Regions from separate parts of the Homo sapiens genome. Here region 1 is linked to region 2. The links are chromatin loops, found by intact Hi-C in ENCODE. Cell type or tissue: Caco-2. All regions are shown on one strand. Each heading gives the region's core, and the rest is flanking DNA. Links, peaks and the distances in the headings are about the cores only. Region 1 has its middle 55 kb from the start of C7orf33. Region 2 holds the start of LOC124901818 (protein GVQW1-like).

The links. Hi-C counts contacts between places; a loop is a spot of excess contacts. Peaks named below come from ENCODE experiments on the same cell type or tissue, not always from the same donor. Only the 100,000 strongest peaks of a DNase experiment are listed, where the experiment ranks them.
Region 1: it touches region 2 in a loop (14-fold over the local background); 1 of 110 quality-filtered maps calls a loop at or near these places.

What each region holds. Positions count from the first base shown.
Region 1 is chr7:148,530,767-148,540,684 of GRCh38, reverse strand. No RefSeq gene overlaps it. Among named protein-coding and RNA genes, the nearest start is that of C7orf33, 55 kb to the left of the region's middle. RefSeq lists a silencer at 361-561. In Caco-2, for the core only: no CTCF peak of the experiment used is centred there; no DNase peak of the experiment used is centred there.
Region 2 is chr7:148,606,375-148,616,292 of GRCh38, reverse strand. C7orf33 (chromosome 7 open reading frame 33) reads right to left here. Exons shown (of 3, transcript NM_145304.4): 2 at 1,997-2,251; 3 at 433-966. The coding sequence ends at 892. LOC124901818 (protein GVQW1-like) reads left to right here and starts at 7,885. Exons shown (of 3, transcript XM_047421175.1): 1 at 7,885-8,012. The coding sequence starts at 7,885. RefSeq lists enhancers at 4,102-4,602, 4,603-5,103, 8,335-9,054. In Caco-2, for the core only: no CTCF peak of the experiment used is centred there; a DNase peak (open chromatin) is centred at 4,392.

The sequences.
Region 1 (9,918 bases), core at 382-8,381, 75 kb after region 2:
GGCACAGCAGGCAGACTCCAAGCTATTTCTTACCCTGGCTGGGCCTTGAAAAAGCCCAGCCAGCCGCTGAAAAACTGAGCTGAGACATCGCTAGAGAGGCTGTGCGTGAGCAGCCAAAGGCTATTTGCTGAGCAGAAGCTTCTGGACGCTGACCAGCTGGACGTTGACCACACAGAACAGGAGTGGTCATTAGGCTCCTCAGCCTCCCTGGACCAATCAGCTCTGATGACAAGCGGGCAGGAGGCAGCTTGTGGGAACTGAGAACTGCTGAGATGATGCTGAGAACTGCTGAAGAAGAAGGGACAATAGAAACCCTTGCCCATGATTGTGTCTCCAGAGAGCATCCCAGACGCTGTCTGGAGCCCCAGAATTCTAGGTTTGGTTACCAGCACCATGGATGCAGTGGTCACAGGACTTCTATTCATCTGTATTGCCCCAGTAGGAAAACTAAGCTTGGCCCTGGCTGCACCCTGCAACCTCAGCACTCAGGAATCTGCTGCTCTGAGCTGAGTCACCAGACTTGGTACTCGAGACGTGAATCCTTTTGGGACAGGATTCCTAAATAGGGATCTTCTTTTAGGAGTTCCAGAACAGTTATTTGTAACACATAGAATGGACAAAAGATTAGAATCCAGAATACGTAAAAAAGATTCTTACCAATCTTTAAGAAAAAAATTTTTTTAAATAAATGAAAAAATCAATCACTAAAAAAAAGACATTTAAAAATAGGCAAAAGACATGAATGAACATTTCACAGAAGAAAAAACATAAATGGCCAATAAGTTTATGAAAAAATGTTCCACCTCATTAGCAAGTGGGAAAATATAAATTTTAAAGCCACTGGCCTGGTGAGATGACTCACGCCTCTGATCCCAGCGCTTTGGGAGGCCGAGGTGGGAGGATCGCTTGAGGCCCGGAAATGAAGGTTGCAGTGAGCTATGGACACACCACTGCACTCCAGCCTGGGTGGCAGAGCAAGACCCTGTCTCAAACAATAAAATAAAACCCACTAAGGGATATCAATTTACACTCAATTGGCAAAAAATAAAGTAAAATAATATAAAGTGTTGCTGAGGCTGTGAAGCAGAGGCCTCTCCCACAATGCTGTTAGGAGCATGAATAGGCACAACTGCATCAGAAGACAATTTTGCATCAATTAACAAAGTTGAATCTTCTAGCACCTCTGCAATTACACTGAGGAACATATTACAAGGACTATAATTGGCAGGAGTATGTATAGTATCCTTAGTTATAAGAGTAAAAATATAAAACAATGCAATATGTTCATTAACAGTGGTGGATAGGTACATTTTGGCGTATTCATACGGCAGAATACTATGCGCAGTGAAAATGGAGAAAGTATAGTTCCAAGAATCAATACTGGTGAATCTTAAAAACAAAAACAAAAAAACAAGTCATAGAAGAATGCATCCAGTGTGGTTCAATTTACATAAAGGCGAACAACAGACAAAAGTCAATAATGTATTGCTTAGAGATACGGGGTAGAATTGAAAGAAAAGTAAAAGATTAAATAACATGAAAATCAAGATAGTGGCTACCTATGGTGGAAGATGGAGAGTGAGGGGGTGTAATGGACATGCGTATGAAGAGAGTGTCCCCGTCATTGATGGATGGTGGTCCATTACCTAAGCTGGGTAGTGGCCACGTAGGTGTTTGCTTTATTATTATTTAAATTATATATTAGACTATTCGTCATTTAAACTATATATGTGTATATACAATTACTCTGCATGATATAGTTTATAATTTTTAAAGAAAAGGGAAGAAGAAGGAAGAGGAGGAGGAAGAGAGGAAGTTGATGACTATGATGATGACAAAGGAGACAACAAGTAGTGCTTCGGGTCCCCGTGTGAGGCACTTTCAGCACTGTGTGGATGGTTATCTAGCAGGAATAATAAAGGCATGTCCTCACCATTTCTATAGTCTCTGGACTCCAAATGTATCCTTGATCAGATTGGATCTTTGTGGTGCTTCACTGAGACTACCCACCTGTCCAAACTGTAGGTTCAGGGGTGGTTTCCTGGAGAAGCTAATGCTTGAATTGAAGCCTAGGGGGCACAGAGACATATATGATGATATATAGCATGATTGTCATTCATTTAACAAATATTTATTGAGGTCCTATTGAAAAAAAAGGAACAGGGACATATAAAGTTGTATCTGAAAACAGTGTCAGAAGTTTGCATCAATGAAGAAACTGATGTTAGAAAGATAACATTTTTAGCTGTAATAGGATCAGGAGAATCTTAGAGTCATAGAAGTTCATAGCTGGGAAGAGAAGAAAGAAACAGCTACTGAGAATTACTAGAGTCGGACATTGTGTTAGGTGTTTTAGCTCTGCAGGTGGGTGAAAAGGGCATTCTAGGTGAACAGAAGGCCTCGGCAAAGGACAGAGGAGGAAATGACAGGGTGCATTCAAGAAATGGTGAGCAATATGGCTTGAATGGAATACACTAACAAGTTAGCATTTATTGCAGGGGTTGGACAATTTTTTTTTTGGTAAAGGGCCAGATGATAAATATTTTAGGCTTTGTGGACAACACAGTCTCTGTTGCAATGACTTACCTCTGCTGCTATAGCAGGAAAGAAGCCATAGATCATACAGGTGTGGCTGTGTTCCAATAAAACTTTACTTATAAAAACAGGTGGTGGGCTGAATTTGGTCCACAGACCAGAGTTTACAAACCCCTGGTTTATTGAATGCTTGTTATGGGCTAAGCACTTCACATGCATGATCTCAATTCTGAAAACAATCATGGAAGCAGGGCACTATTTATTACCATTGCCTTCTATTTACAGACATGGAGCCCAAGGCTCGGAGAAGTTAAGGTCATGTAGAGGTAGGGTTTGAGTCAAAGAGTCCTACCTCCATGGTTCACTCTTAATCACTGTGCTGTCCCAGTAATTAGAGGGATGGGTTGTGGAGGATGGGCTGTCGCAGAGAATCCTGATGTCAGACCAAGAGTCATCTTGGTTAGATAATAGAGGGCCGTGGAGGGTTATGAAAGAGACTGACATAATCAGGGTTCTTCCACTCTCCCTTCTTCCCAGCCTTGTTCTCGCTCACTGGGGTGTGACCTGATGAGCTGCTCTCACTCAGGCTCTCACAAGCAGATCATCAAAGACAGAGTCTAAGATCATTTGGGATCAGCCTTGCCAAGAGGACAGCATGGCACGGGAGAGAGTGGTCCGGTGCCATGGGGTGGGGGCGACTGTTGAGTGCAGGCTGGGCCTCTTCCTTGGCAGGCTGGGAGCGCATGGCCTGCAGTAGAAGCCGAAAGGTCTTCAGGGGAGCGCTAGGGACAAGTTTTCTGGACTGGCCACAGAAAAAAGCCCTTGTTGGCTCCAGGGTGTCTTGTTCAAATCGGGGAGCTGGTGCTGTCACCATCAGCAGCCTGCCCCGTGGCAGCCCTCTCGCTTCAGAGAGCAGTCTGTCAAGCTCATGTTTCCCACTTTCTAAGCCTTCCCAAACACAACGATCATGCCACTTCTGTGTGGAGGGATGACACTATTTCAATTTCACCAGGAGGCAGTCACTTGCTAATTTTCCCCTGACCCAGAAGATGAGAATGGATGAGAAAGGGTCCACACTACCGTGTTTGAAAATGGGCCAGACAGAGGATGGGAACCAACCACTAGTTGTGTCATATCCGAATTCATACCATCATGGCTGGAAAGGGAGTTTCAGGGCCAGATCTTGATCTTTATGCTATACTTTAGATCAGCATCCTCTGAAGTATGCTCCATAGGAACATAACAGCCCTACTTTTACAATATACTCTATTTATTTATTTATTTATTGAGACAGAGTTTTGCTCTTATTGCCCAGGCTGGGGTGCAGTGGCACGATCTCGACTCACTGCAACCTCCACCTCCTGGGTTCAAGCGATTCTCCTGCCTCAGCCTCCCAAGTAGCTGGGACTATAGGCGTGTGCCACTACGCCCAGCTAATTTTTTTGTATTTTTAGTAGAGACGGGGTTTCATCATGTTGGCCAGGCTGGTCTCAAACTCCTGACCTCAGATGATCTACCTGCCTCGGCCTCCCAAAGTGCAGGGATTACAGGGGTGAGCCCCCACACCTGGCCTACAATATACTCTTTAAAAAGAGTTCCAGAACGGATACGTTTGGAAATCCCCAAGTGCTCCACCCTGTCTCTTGGAGCTACATGATATACAAGAGCACTTTAAAGGCTCTGGCACATTTTTATTTTATTTTTTATATTTTGAGACAGAGTCTCACTCTGTCACCCAGGCTGGAGTGCAGTGGTGCGATCTCGGCTCATTGCAACCTCCGCTTCCCGGTTCAAGTGATTCTCCTGCCTCAGCCTCCTGAGTAGCTGGGATTACAGGAGTGCACCACCATCCCCGGCTAATTTTTGTATTTTAATAGAAACGGGGTTTTGCCATGTTAGCCAGACTGGTCTTGAACTCCTGCCCGTCTTGGCCTCCCAAAGTGCTGGGATTACTGGTGTGAGCCACTGTGCCCAGCTGGCACATTATATAATAAAGAATAATAAACCCATCTTTTAACTTCGCAGTCCTAAGTATAGTTTACCAAACAAAATCCTTGCTTCCAATAATACCTGTAAAAATCCTGTAGTGCTAGAGTTCCCTAGATCTCATTTTGGAAAATAATGTTGCCGGTGATTACAGGTGATTAGGGTCAAGTTTTTTTTTTTTTTTTTTAAGTGGGATCACTGGATAATCTGTGATTTAGAAAAATAACCCAGGCAGCAGCTTAAAAGCTGAGTTAAAGAGAGTTAGACTCAAGCTAGGTAAAAGGATCTAACTAAAGTCAAGAAAACTAGTCCAAGAAAAATGAGGGCATAAAGTATCGATAGTGATTATGGGGGTGGAAAGGGACGGATTTTGTCTCAACACTTTTCTGAGATGGAATTGAAAGCCCATGTGATGGACTGAATATGCAAGGCGGAAGGAGAGGCAGAGATCAAGGTTGTCCCTGCATTTTCCAGCGTGGTTGACCAGATGGATGGCTATGCTGTTAACTAGGACTGGAAACACAGAGGAAGAACTTCCAACATGCCTGCCTTTTAAAACAGCAAATGTCAGAGTCGGTTCCATCTGAGTCCATACAGTTGATGTCACAGAGCGAGTATGGGCAAGAACAACACTGCCCCCCAGGCTCTGGCAGAAATGTACAGTTTCTATATCTGACAGGCTCCTCTGTTGCGCTCCGGCTTCCCTGTTCAGTTTCTGTCTTCAGCTCCGGGTGTGAAACCTAGCAGGGCACATTGGCTAGGAACATAAACAAGTCTGTTTCCCGTCAAAATGCTTAATTACAGCAATACATTATGACACAGTTGGCCAGCCTGGTCTGTCGGAAAGGTTCACAAACAAGAACGATCGTTTTTGAGTGGGAGTTTCCAGGCTATTTGTCAGAGACTTTTGGGAAGTCAAAGTGGCTATAGTTTGTCAGAAGCAGCAATTAAAAATTGCCTCTGGATGTGTGTCAGACTGAAAGATATTTAAAATCAGTGTAAACACTAGACGGTTATCCCCTCAGTACTGGAAGAAATTCTTTTAAAATATATTTTTTATTATACTTTTAAGTTCTAGGGTACCTGTGCACAATGTGCAGGTTTGTTACATATGTATACATGTGCCATGTTGGTGTGCTGCACCCATTAACTCGTCATTTACATCAGGTATATCTCCTAATGCTATCCCTCCCCCCTCCCCCCCAGGCCCCATTGTGTGATGTTCCCCTTCCTGTGTCCAAGTGTTCTCATTGTTCATTTCCCACCTATGAGTGAGAACATGCAGTGTTTGGTTTTTTGTCCTTGTGATAGTTCTCTGAGAATGATGGTTTCCAGCTTCATCCATGTCCCTACAAAGGACATGAACTCATCATTTTTTATGGCTGCATAGTATTCCATGGTGTATATGTGCCACATTTTCTTAATCCAGTCTATCATTGTTGGACATTTGGGTTGGTTCCAAGTCTTTGCTATTGTGAATAGTGCCGCAATAAACATACGTGTGCATGTGTCTTTACAGCAGCATGATTTATAATCCTTTGGGTATATACCCAGTAATGGGATGGCTGGGTCAAATGGTATTTCTAGTTCTAGATCCCTGAGGAATCGCCACACTGTCTTCCACAATGGTTGAACTAGTTTGCAGTGCCACCAACAGTGTAAAAGTTTTCCTATTTCTCCACATCCTCTCCAGAACCTGTTGTTTCCTGACTTTTTAATGATCACCGTTCTAACTGGTGTGAGATGGTATCTCATTGTGGTTTTGATTTGCATTTCTCTGATGGCCAGTGATGATGAGCATTTTTTCATGTGTCTGTTGACTGCATAAATGTCTTCTTTTGAGAAGTGTCTGTTCATATCCTTCGCCCACTTGTTGATGGGGTTGTTTGTTTTTTTCTTGTAAATTTGTTTGAGTTCTTTGTAGATTCTGGATATTAGCCCTTTGTCAGATGAGTAGATTGCAAAAATTTTCTCCCATTCTGTAGGTTGCTTGTTCACTCTGATGGTGGTTTCTTTTGCTGTGCAGAAGCTCTTTAGTTTAATTAGATCCCATTTGTCAATTTTGGCTTTTGTTGCCATTGCTTTTGGTGTTTTAGACATGAAGTCCTTGCCCATGCCTATGTCCTGAATGGTAATGCCTAGGTTTTCTTCTAGGGTTTTTATGGTTTTAGGTCTAACATTTAAGTCTTTAATCCATCTTGAATTAATTTTTGTATAAGGTGTAAGGAAGGGATCCAGTTTCAGCTTTCTACATGTGGCTAGCCAGTTTTCCCAGCACTATTTGTTGAATAGGGAATCCTTTCCCCATTTCATGTTTCTGTCAAGTTTGTCAAAGATCAGATGGTTGTAGATGTGTGGTATTATTTTTGAGGGCTCTGTTCTGTTCCATTGGTCTATATCTCTGTTTTGGTACCAGTACCATGCTGTTTTGGTTACTGTAGCCTTGTAGTATAGTTTGAAGTCAGGTAGCGTGATGCCTCCAGCTTTGTTCTTTTGGCTTAGGATTGACTTGGCAATGCGGGCTCTTTTTTGGTTCCATATGAACTTTAAAGTAGTTTTTTCCCAATTCTGTGTAGAAAGTCATTGGTAGCTTGATGGGGATGGCATTGAATCTATAAATTACCTCGGGCAGTATGGCCATTTTCACGATATTGATTCTTCCTATCCATGAGCATGGAATGTTTTTCCATTTGTTTGTATCCTCTTTTATTTCATTGAGCAGTGGTTTGTAGTTCTCCTTGAAGAGGTCCTTCACATCCCTTGTAAGTTGGATTCCTAGGTATTTTATTCTCTTTGAAGCAATTGTAAATGGGAATTCACTCATGATTTGGCTCTCTGTTTGTTATTGGTGTATAAGAATGCTTATGATTTTTGCACAATGATTTTGTATCCTGAGACTTTGCTGAAGTTGCTTATCAGCTTAAGGAGATTTTGGGCTGAGACAGTGGGGTTTTCTAAATATACAATCATGTCATCTGCAAACAGGGACAATTTGACTTCCTCTTTTCCTAATTGAATACCCTTTATTTCTTTCTCCTGCCTGATTGCCCTGGCCAGAACTTCCAACACTATGTTGAATAGGAGTGGTGAGAGAGGGCATCCCTGTCTTGTGCCAGTTTTCAAAGGGAATGCTTCCAGTTTTTGCCCATTCAGTATGATACTGACTGTGGGTTTGTCATAAATAGCTCTTATTATTTTGAGATACGTCCCATTAATACCTAATTTATTGAGAGTTTTTAGCATGAAGCATTGTTGAATTTTGTCAAAGGCCTTTTCTGCATCTATTGAGATAATCATGTGGTTTTTGTCTTTGGTTCTGTTTATATGCTGGATTACGTTTATTGATTTGCGTATCTGGAACCAGCCTTGCATCCCAGGGATGAAGCCCACTTGATCATGGTGGATAAGCTTTTTGATGTGCTGCTGGATTCGGTTTGCCAGTATTTTATTGAGGATTTTTGCATCGATTTCATCAGGGATATTGGTCTAAAATTCCCTTTTTTGTTGTGTCTCTGCCAGGCTTTGGTAGCAGGATGATGCTGGCCTCATAAAATGAATTAGGGAGGATTCTCTCTTTTTCTATTGATTGGAATAGTTTCAGAAGGAATGGTACCAGCTCCTCCTTGTACCTCTGGTAGAATTCGGCTGTGAATCCATCTGGTCCTGGACATTTTTTGGCTGGTAGACTATTAATTATTGCCTCAATTTCAGAGCCTGTTATTGATCTATTCAGAGATTCAACTTCTTCCTGGTTTAGTCTTGGGAGGGTGTATGTGTCGAGAAATTTATCCATTTCTTCTAGATTTTCTAGTTTATTTGCGTAGAGGTGTTTATAGTAGTCTTTGATGGCAGTTTGTATTTCTGTGGGATCGGTGGTGATATCCCCTTTATCATTTTTTATTGCATCTATTTGATTCTTCTCTCTTTTCTTCTTTATTAGTCTTGCTAGTGGTCTATCAATTTTGTTGATCTTTTCAAAAAACCAGCTCCTGGATTCATTGATTTTTTGAAGGGTTTTTTGTGTCTCTATCTCCTTCAATTCTGCTCAGATCTTAGTTATTTCTTGCCTTCTGCTAGCTTTTGAATGTGTTTGCTCTTGCTTCTCTAGTTCTTTTAGTTGTGATGTTAGGGTGTCAATTTTAGATCTTTCCTCCTTTCTCTTGTGGGCATTTAGTGCTATAAATTTCCTTCTACACACTGCTTTAAAAGTGTCCCAGAGATTCTGGTATGTTGTGTCTTTGTTCTTGTTGGTTTCAAAGAACATCTTTATTTCTGCCTTCATTTCGTTATTTACCCAGTAGTCATTCAGGAGCAGGTTATTCAGTTTCCATGTAGTTGAGCAGTTTTGAGTGAGTTTCTTAATCCTGAGTTCTAGTTTGATTGCACTATGGTCTGAGAGACAGTTTGTTATAATTTCTGTTCTTTTACATTTGCTGAGGAGTGCTTTACTTCCAACTATGTGGTCAATTTTGGAATAAGTGCGGTGTGGTGCTGAGAAGAATGTATATTCTGTTGATTTGGGGTGGAGAGTTCTGTAAATGTCTATTAGGTCCACTTGGTGCAGAGCTGAGTTCAATTCCTGGATATCCTTGTTAACTTTCTGTCTCGTTGATCTGTCTAATGTTGACAGTGGGGTGTTAAGTCTCCCATTATTATTGTGTGGGAGTCTAAGTCTCTTTGTAGGTCTCTAAGGACTTGCTTTATGAATCTGGGTGCTCCTGTATTGGATGCATATATATTTAGGATAGTTTGCTCTTCTTGTTGAATTGATCCCTTTACCATTATGTAATGGCCTTCTTTGTCTCTTTTGATCTTTGCTGGTTTAAAGTCTGTTTTGTCAGAGACTAGGATTGCAACCCCTGCCTTTTTTTGTTTTCCATTTTCTTGGTAGATCTTCCTCCATCCCTTTATTTTGAGCCTATGTGTGTCTCTGCACGTGAGATGGGTCTCCTGAATACAGCACACTGATGGGTCTTGACTCTTTATCCAATTTGCCAGTCTGTGTCTTTTAACTGGAGCATTTAGCCCATTTACATTTAAGGTTAATATTGTTATGTGTGAATTTGATCCTGTCATTATGATGTTAGCTGGTTATTTTGCTTGTTAGTTGATGCAGTTTCTTCCTAGCATCGATGGTCTTTACAATTTGGTATGGTTTTGCCAAATTGTAACAAAAAATTACAGCGTTGTCCTATGTTGCAAACAAATGAAAACTGAAAAGTATGAAGAAAAGTACAGCATGACATAAAACATAAAAATGTGAAGACTGTGGTTTCCTGGGAAGGCCACGAGAGTGGTCAGTTTATTAATATTATGACCTTATGTTCTACTGACAGGAAATTAAGGTTCATTTTTATAACCACCATTCTGTAATTTATAACTACTTCTGGAAAGTTC
Region 2 (9,918 bases), core at 1,381-9,380:
GGTTAAGCCCGTCCCCCAACCCCGCTCTGTGGTACCTTGCTAGGGAACCCTTGCTGACAAACACAATATTATCACAGAGTAAAGAAGCGGCCAAACTGCATTTCAAACTGGTAGGATTTCCCCTCCTGCACACTCAATATGGTGGTTTCCAAATGATTTGAGGTCAGGAGTTCGAGACCAGCCTGGCCAACATAGTGAAACCCCATCTCCACTAAAAATACAAAAATTAGCTGGACGTGGTGGCAGGCACCTGTAATCTCAGCTACTCGGGAGGCTGAGGCAGGAGAATCGCTTGAACCCGGGAGGCAGAGGTTGCAGGGAGCCGAGATCGCACCATTGCACTCCAGCCTGGGCGACAAGAGTGAAACTCCATCTAGAAAAAACCCCAGAAAACATAAAAGAATTGAGAAGAATGAAATCCACACAATGAGATAAGTTTCATCGCGAGTTTTACTGAATGCATGTTTTACTTAGACATACCAGATATTACAAATAATATCATAAATGACAGTGTGTTTCAGTTGTAAACTCTAGAGTCTCATCATCGGGAGCACACAGCAGACAATGGTCAGGGAAACATCTCTATCCAGGTCCTCTGGGGATCTTCGTCTCCCTTTAGAACCTGGTGGCTTGTCACTCCGTGGTCCTCTCCTGGGCCCCACACCAGTGCACAAATGCCACACAGATTCCTGCAGGTACACGTGGAACTTGGGCTCATGATCAAAGAGAATTCTCAGCCTGTCTGCTGGTGTTCAAAGTTCAGACTTCAGATTACCAAGTTTTCATCAACTGTTATTTCCAGAACTTCAGCTATTTCTCTTTTTTCTTGCAAGAAGAGATTTCACAATCTACACAAATTTAGAGATGTGACTCTTAGATTCTGCAAAATTCTTAACTGCTGTCAGTTCTGGAAATCCTTGTGGCCTCAACAGAATTCTGGAGCTTTCTTACTTCATGCCCACGTACCTACATGTGGATTACGAAGACTTCTGTTATCTCAGGATGATTTACCTTTTCCCTAGAACATCAATAGCACAGTTTAAAACACTGTCTCAGCCTGGCATGGTGGCTCATGCCTGTAATCCCAGCACTTTGAGAGGCCAAGGTGGGTGGATCGCTTGAGCCCAGGAGTTTGAGACCAGCCTGGGCAGCATGGCAAAACCCCTTCTCTACCAAAAATATAAAAATTAGCCAGTCTTATAACCTGGTCTCAAAATAAGTAAATAGATAAAAATTTTAAAAAGTATTAAAAAAAATCGCTATCTCTACCAGCTCCCACCAGTTCCTAACAAAATCAATTTCACTTACTTCATCTTCCTATTTATTAATGCTCAACCTATTTGCTTAGAACTTTAGCATTTTCCATGCAACTTTTCATTTATGTCAAAGATTTAAAGTGATACAGGCAACAATAATTTTAGAGAAATCTCATTGCTTTATTACTACTAACAGTATTTAAAATTTTTAGGCTGAAGTTTAAAAATCCTTACTATTGATGGATTACTTTTTAAGTTAGGAGTTCCTTTATAGATACTGTGGTTTGAGGCACCAATTTCATGGAACTTTATGTGCTGAGTGGTTGTACGGGCTCACGTAGGACCGAAGCCATAGCTTCCTGTAGAGACTCCATCTGCAAGTACAATGCCAGCTCCGAAATGGCATTTGCACGAAGAATTCCCATACAGGATCCCCTTTAGTGAGCTCTTATTTTGTTAAAGTTGCCTTATGTTCTCTTAATAACATTAGTTATCATTAATACAAGGGAGAAGGTGCTTTCAGAGCATCTTGGTAAGGGGCACTTTCTTTTATCTTAACATAAATCAAGTTGGCAAAAAAGCATGGGATCAGATCAGTTTCATGCTGGACATTCAGAGAATATGAAACATCCAGGCATGCAAGAATGCAACAATCCCTCCAATCTTCATTTTCATGGAAGTTTCAGAGCATCCCGTGGGTTTCCTTAAACTTGGAGGTGCTAAGACACTTCGGAGCTTACGTTTAGGTATGAACTTGTCACTGTCCTCCCAGGCTTGTAAGAGAGAGTTAGCAGATCTAGGTAACTGGAAGACAAGGTGCCGACAACTGGATCTGAGGACAAGCCCATCCTGGTGCCTGGCCTGATTCTGACTGCTCTCTGGGCATCCGTGGGACCTTGAGAAAGAAAATGCCACGGGGCACCAGATTTGGTGGGAGCTGATACAGGAGCAATAAATTCCATCCCCCGGTTCATGTTTTGGTGTGGGTTTGGCTTCTGGAAAAAACAAACAAACAAACAAATTGGGTTAAAGGGTGGAAAGATGGTGATCAGTAAGCTACTAATTTGTTCTCACATTTCTTTTGAGGCTACTAAGTAGCTGTCAGACACATGAAATAGCCTAAAGATTATAGACAAAGATATTCTGGAAATTTTGGCAACATTTGCTTTTAGAATTAGTTGGTTCCAAAATTTTAAAACACACCATTTTAATTTTTATTAGCTTTATCATTCACAGGTAATACACCAATTCAAGGTTTACAGTGGTTATCAGTATATTCAAGGAAATGTGCAACCGTCACCACTGTCAATTTTAGAACTTTTTCATCATCCCCCAAAGAAATCCTGTACCCATTAGCGGTCACTCCCCATTTCTCCCTAAGTCTCCCCAGGCAACCACTAATCTACGTTCTACCTCTATGGATTTGCCAATCTGGACATTTCACATAAATAGAATCAAACATGTAGTATTTTGTAACTGAATTCTTTCACTTAGCGTGATGTTTTCAAGGTCCGACTATGTTGTAGCATGAATCGGAACTTCATTCCTTTTAATTGCCCAGTAATAGTTTATTATATAGGTAGACCACGAATTATTTATCCATTCATCATTTGGTGGACATTTGGGTTGTTTCCATTTTTTGAGTATTATGAATAATGCTGCTATGCACGTTATTTGTGTACAGAGCTTTTGTGTGGACACATATTTTCACTTTCTTGAGTATATACCTAGAAGTAGAATTGCTGGGTCATTATGTTAAGTGAAATCAATCAGGCACAGAAAGATAAATACCACATGTTCCCTTTATATGTGGAAGCTAAAAAGAAAACTTGAGCCCATGGAAATAGAGAGTGGAACAGTGAGTCTTAGGGTCTGGGAAGAGTGGTGAGGAGGAGACTCCAGGGAGAGGCTGGTTAATGGATACGAAATGACAGCTAGATAGAAGAAATGAGTTCTGCTGTTCTGTAGCACAGTAGGGTGAAGATGGTTAACTGTAATTTATTCTATATTCTCAAAAAACTAGAAGAGAGGGTTTTGAATGTTTATGGCACAAGAAAATGATAAATATTTTAGGTGATGATATACTGATTACCCTGATTTGATCATTACACATTGTATACATGTATGGAAATATCATTCTGTATCACATAAATATTATGTGCCAACTAAAAATAAAAGGGAAAAGATCTAGTATGTGTTTAATATTTTGAGGAAGTGTCAAAGTGGCTGGCACCATCCTGTATTCCCACTGGCAATGCATGAGGGTGTCAATTTCTCCACATCCTCACCAGCCAGCACGTGTTATTACTTGCCTTTTTAGTTATAGCCATCCTAGTGGGGATGAAGTGGTTTTAATTCTGGCTTTGATTTGCATATCTCAAATGGCTAATGATGTTGAGTATCTCTTCATGTACACATTGGCTATTTGTAATCTTTTCTGGAGACATATCTGTTCATATTCTTTGCCCATTAAAAACATTGGGTTATTTATTGAGTTGTAAGAATTCTATATTTTGGATATAAGTCCCTCATCAGATATGATTTGCAAATATTTTCTCCCATTCTGCAGGTTGCTTTACACTTTGTCGATAATACATTTTATAGCATAAAAGATTTTAATTTTGATGAAGTCCAATTTCTCTATTTTTTCTTTTGTCATTTGTATAGTTCCAACATTTTGAAAGAAATATCTAGCTCTTCAAGGTAGAGATGAAAGAGTTTCAACTTATAGATCTGATGGGAAGTTCATTATTAATGCCACACTTAGAAGATGAGGAAATAAGATACTTAGAACCAAGAAATAAGAAAACAGCAATGGAAATTAAAAAAAAAATCACTGGCTAACTTCAGTTGACTACAAAGATCTCTGTCAGTCATGGTCCAGGCCAGAAGCAGGTGGAATATTCAGAAGGTCTGACTGGGGAGAATTTAATCAAGCGCCTTTTCTATAGAGGCACTGATAGTGCAAGGAAACCAGGCATTATAATGAAGCCCCCAGGGCTGGCAATGCTGCAAGGTTGCTATTCCAGTGTGGTGGACAGGGAGGGAGCAGGTACTGAAAGCTAGTGAAATGGGAGCGTTCCCTGATTCCCCCTGCAGCACATGCAACACAGGTGTGGCTCACCTGCTTGGTTGCCCTGCAGCTCAAACCCCTAGGGGGAGCATGCAGACTGGCAGGTGCAGATGCCGGGATGAATGCTTTGGGCTCTTGGCCCCGCAGCAATGTCTAGGGGTGGGTGTCTGCAACTCCCAAAGCCCAGGTGGGCACGTGTAACCCAAGCTCTTTCAGATTTGCCATCTGCAGATGGCTTGTGTGCTAATCAGCTCAATGGACCCTCTGCCTTATTGCAAGGGCAGAGGGCCAGTGTGACAGCCTCTGTTCCCTGAGCTCTGGCCCAGTGTCCCAGAAGAATCGGATCACACATGGGCTCGAAGGATAAGTGCAAGTTTTTATTGAGTGATGGAGGCGGCACTCAGCAACATGGATGGGGAGCCGGAAGTTGAAGGGGTGGGGGAAATAATCTTTCCCTGGAGTTGGGCTGCCCAGCAGCCGGACCCTTCTCCAACCACCCCTGGCCGACCTTCCCTCGGCATCAAGACGTCCCTCTTTTTCTTCTCTGCTGCATCGTTCTGCTGTCACTGGTCTGCTGGTCTCGACATTCAGCTGCTTGTGTGTGTACCCACTAAGGTCTTGGGTTTATATGGGTACAGGATGGGGGGCTTGGTTGGCCAGGGTGGTCTTGGAAAATGCAACATTCAGTCATGAAAACAGGAGTGCCTGTTCCCACTTAGATCTGTGGCACAGGCTTGAGGGTGGAGCCCTCACCAGGGACCTGGCCCTTCTCTACCCAGCACTTCCCTGCCCAACTCCCATGTCACTAGTTATGGGGAAGGGCTGTTTGGGGAAAGCCATAGCTTTTGCTAGAGGAATATGGCTACTGCCCACCTACAGTCTGGCAAGGAGCACGCTGGAGGAATCATACCTCCAACTCTCTTTCCTCTCACTCTGTCATCTCCTGCCCATACCATCTTAGTCGAACCCAATTCACACCAGGAACAAGGTGGCCTAGTTGATACAGTCCATAAGGCCAGCCTCTGGGGCCACAGAACAAGAAGGTGGAGAAGAATGAGGGGTGGATTGTGGAGCAGAAGGAGAACATCCAGTGAAGTCACTAGGTGGTGAGTCAGACACTTTGTCCTTTTGGTGGGGGAGCAATTTACACTGAAGATAATGCTCTCATCTTGTTTTTTAACTAGCCCTGCCCCATTGCTGTCCCTTTACCCAGGAATGCTTGTCCCCCATACTATGTAAAATTTGATCTCTCACAAGGCTCAGCTCAGAAGCCACCTTCTTCTTGCTGCCATTCCTCATAATTTGCTCAGAAGTGATCTCCCTCCTCGGAAGTTGTATTAGGGTTCCCCAGAGCGACAGAACTAATAGGATATATATACACACATAAAATATTATATGAAGGGGAGTTTATTAAGTAATAACTCACATGCTCACAAGGCTCCACAATAGGCTGTCTGGAAGCTGAGGAGAAAGGACAGCCAGTCCGAGTCCCAAAACTGAAGAACTCGGAGTCTGATGTTCAAGGGCAGGAAGCATCGAGCACGGGAGAAAGAGGTAGGCTGGGAAGCTAGGCCAGTCTAGTCTTTTCACATTTTTCTGCCTGCTCTATATTCTAGCTGTGCTGGCAGCTGATTAGATGGTGCCCACCCATATTAAGGGTGGTCTGCCTTTCCCAGCCCACTGACTCAAAAGTTAATCTCCTTTGGCAACACCCTGACAGACACACCCAGGATCAATACTTTGCATCCTTCAATCCAATCAAGTCGACAGAATTAACCATCACAGAAGTCTTACTTGTGGATCAAACTTCCCACAAAGTGATTCTACCTTTTCTTGTTGTTTACAGATACCTCATATGACTCTCACTGTGCAATAAAGTCCAGATGGAACCATTTTTATTTATCTTTGTGCCTCTTGCAGAACCTGCACAGTTTGCTGATGTTACACAGTGCCTCAGCTCAGAATGGATTTGGGATCAGGCATTATTGAGTCTTCTTGGAATCTGCTAGTTGGAAGGGTCCTCAGATGTACTTCCGTTTTTAACTTAGCCATTTCAAGCTCCTACTCAGCGAAGACTCCCCCTCCAGGTGGGGGACACTGTTGGTAGCCCACTCAGCATTTCTCCTTCTTCCTGTAACAGAGGCCTGACTTTTTCCAACCCTCCACCCTCCACTAAGCGGCCAAGTATCAGAGGGAAAGCTTATCCTGGGCTGAAATAATTTAAGGATAATATGTTCCCTTTTGTCAAGAATTGGTTTAGAAATGGAAATGTGACCAAGTTGTGGCTGCAGAGCCTCGGGGAGAGATTTGCTTGTGATTTCCAAGGAAGTCCTTCCTCCCTCCTTAGAGAGAAAGTCCAGTTGTTATTGGCAGCCACTTTACACCTAGGAGGACAGCCAACTTCAAGATGAAGATGTCAGTATAGATTGTGGGCTGGGATTTGAAAATCTGAGCTGTTGCTAACATCACTGAGGGTAACCTAAAGTCTGCTTTATCTCTGAAATTCTCTTTTTATGAATAAGTATATTTCCTTTTTGAAAAGACCTTTGAGTTGGGGTTTCTGTTACTCTGTATGTGAAAGGAGGCCCATATGCCCTGCCATTGTTTTCCTCTTCAACTCTGCTGATATAAGAGCCAAAATATAATTGAAGAGCTCTATGAATGTTTAGACTAGCTCTGTGCCCAGGAATGTAAGAATGGTTTGTAACAGAGACCCTGTCAAGCCTGAAACATGATATCTCATTTTACTAGTAGCTAGTACTCAGGGGGATGGGAGTTAGTACTGTATTTATTCCAGAATCTTGTTGATGTGCTACCTCTTCTCCATTACATTGGGCCTGATTTTTTTTTTTTTTTTTTTCAAAATAACGTCTTTGCAACGTGAAAGGTATTTTCTATTTCACACACATGAAAACCCCTTTGCTTCCTCAAGGTAAGAATGAACCTTAAGCTCTTATCCCAGGTAGATCAGCAACAATATTTGCCAAAGCAAAGCCATGTTTCCAAAAGAGGCCTTTCCACCCAGCATTCTTAGCAGGACCTGATGCTTCACACTAGGGAGGCAATAGGACTGTTTTTACAGCAAATGGACAAGCCACATTCACAGTGAGATTTGTTTTGCCTTTCCTTGCAATTTATTTATTTCCTGAGACAGAGTCTTGCTCTGTCGCCCAGACTGGAGTGCAGAGGTGTGACCGTGGCTCACTGCAACCTCCGCCTCCCAGGTTCAAGCGATTCTCCTGCCCTCAGCCTCCCCGAGTAGCTGGGACTACAGGCATGCGCCACCACGCCTGGCTTATTATTGCATTTTTAGTAGAGACGGGGTTTCTCCATGTTGGCCAGGATGGTCTCGATCTCCTGACCTCAGGTGTCTGCCTGCCTTGGCCTCCCAAAGTGCTGGGATTACAGGCATGAGCCACTGAGCCACGGCAATTTAGATGGGAAGTCAAACCAGCTCTTAAGTCCATGTCGAGTGATTATTGGAGTCACTTTGGCAGGCAAGGGGAGGGGACTTATTATTATTATTATTATTTCGAGATGCAGTCTCACTCTGTCGCCCAGGCTGGAGTGCAGTGGCCTGATCTCGGCTCACTGCAACCTCCGCCTCCTGGGTTCAAGCGATTCTCCTGCCTCAGCTTCCCAAGTAGCTGGGACTACAGGCGCGCACCACCATGCCCAGCTAATATTTTTGTATTTTTAGTGGAGACGGGGTTTCACCATGTTGGCCAGGATGGTCTTGACATCTTGACCTCGTGATCCGCCTGCGTCAGCCTCCCAAAAGTGCTGGGAATACAGGCGTAAGCCACAGCACCCAGCCTGGGGCTCATTATTGACAGAATTTCTGGTTACCTAATTAGCAATTTCCAAGCACTTGTCTTTCTGGGTAGAAAGATCTCATTTTCCTTCATCTATTTTTTTAAGCAGGAATGGACAAAGCCTTTAATTGGCGTTTGAGAGGGAGTGAGGTAATACGCTGGAAGTAAAGGCAGAGATTGAAGGCCATTTTATCGGGCACCTGTGGCTGAAGAATTGAAAAAAATCATCAATTAGGAAAGGGAGAAAACTAGGGGTTTGGAGCCAGGAAAGAAGGAAGAAAAATGTATTAAGAGGAAGAAAGAATATAGGAATACAAAAGAGTATAAGTGTCAGGCTCGCCTGGGTACGATTAAAGAAACATATTTAAACCCGATACGCTTTCTTGTGGTAACAGACAAAAAATACGTTTGTTGGTGATTCCTAAGTGAAAATATCCTGCAGGACTTTTTTTTAAGGTTGGTCAAAAAACTCAAAGAAAAATATTTTTTGAGTCATATTTTCTAAAGGCTGTGGTCTTCTGATCAGTCAGATAGGAAGCATTTATTGCCTAAAATCAAGCAGGAAGGATCTGTTCTTTTTCTGAAGTCCTGTAGTGGCATAAAACTGACCTCCTAAGAAATTCTTCCTTGTCTCTTTTTAATCAATAAATCTACATTCTAGGGAAATTGACCATTGCTTCCAGACATGTGTGGGAGTCCAGAACATGCCACTCCAAAAGGAGGATTGTCGAGCTGAAGACAATTAAGAAGAAACAGATGCAGGAAAGCTCTCTGCCCTCCATTTGCTTAAATGCAGGACAGAGATTTACAAGATAAAAGACATCCTGCCCCTGTCTTTTACCAGGGAGAACAAAGGTTAACCACTGAAGACAGTTTTAGACCATTATCTGCCAGGAGTAGGAGCCAGAGGAATCTACCTGAACATGCTTTACCAACTCGCTTTTATCTGCCGGTTACTTGCTTCCCCGCAGAGAAGTCCCCTCTAGAGACCCAAAGTCCTTTTCCTTTGTCCTGTCACTTCTCTAAAAATCACTATTCTTTGTTGAAGATGCTATACAAGCTGGAATTCAAAGCTATTTCTTTGAGAACTACTCCTTCCCTGGGTGTCTGCCATGAGAACTACTCCTTTCCTGGGTGTCTGCCATGTAGATGTGAAATATACATGTAAATAAACTTGTTTTTCTCGTGTGTGTGTGTGTGTGTGTGTGTGTGTGTATTTTTTTTTTAAATGGGGTCTATTCCAACTAAGAACCTTATGAGGTGGCCAGACGCGGTGGCTCACGCCTGTCATCCCAGCACTTTGGGAGGCCAACGTGGGTGGATCACCTGAGGTCAAGAGTTCGAGACCAGCCTGGCCAACGTGACGAAATCCCGTCTCTACTAAAAATACAAAAATTAGCTGGGCATGGTGGTGGGTGCCTGTAATCCCAGCTTCCTGGGAGGCTGAGGCAGGAGAATCACTTGAACCTGGGAGGTGGAGGTTGCAGTGATGCAGTGAGCTGAGATCACGCCACTATACTCCAGCCTGGGCAACAGAGCAAGACTCCGTTTTTGTTTGTTTGTTTTTAAAAGACCTATGAGGATTGAGGAAACAATGATTTTTCTTCCCCTACACATGATTTTGTGTCTGCTGCATATTTTTTTTTGTTTGTAATATCAATGTTTCTCAAAGTGGTCTGTGGGCTACCAACTTCAGCATCACCTGGGATGCTTGTTAAAAAGTATATGTTGTAGGTTCCACACCCGCTGCAATGACCCAGCATCTCCAGAGGTG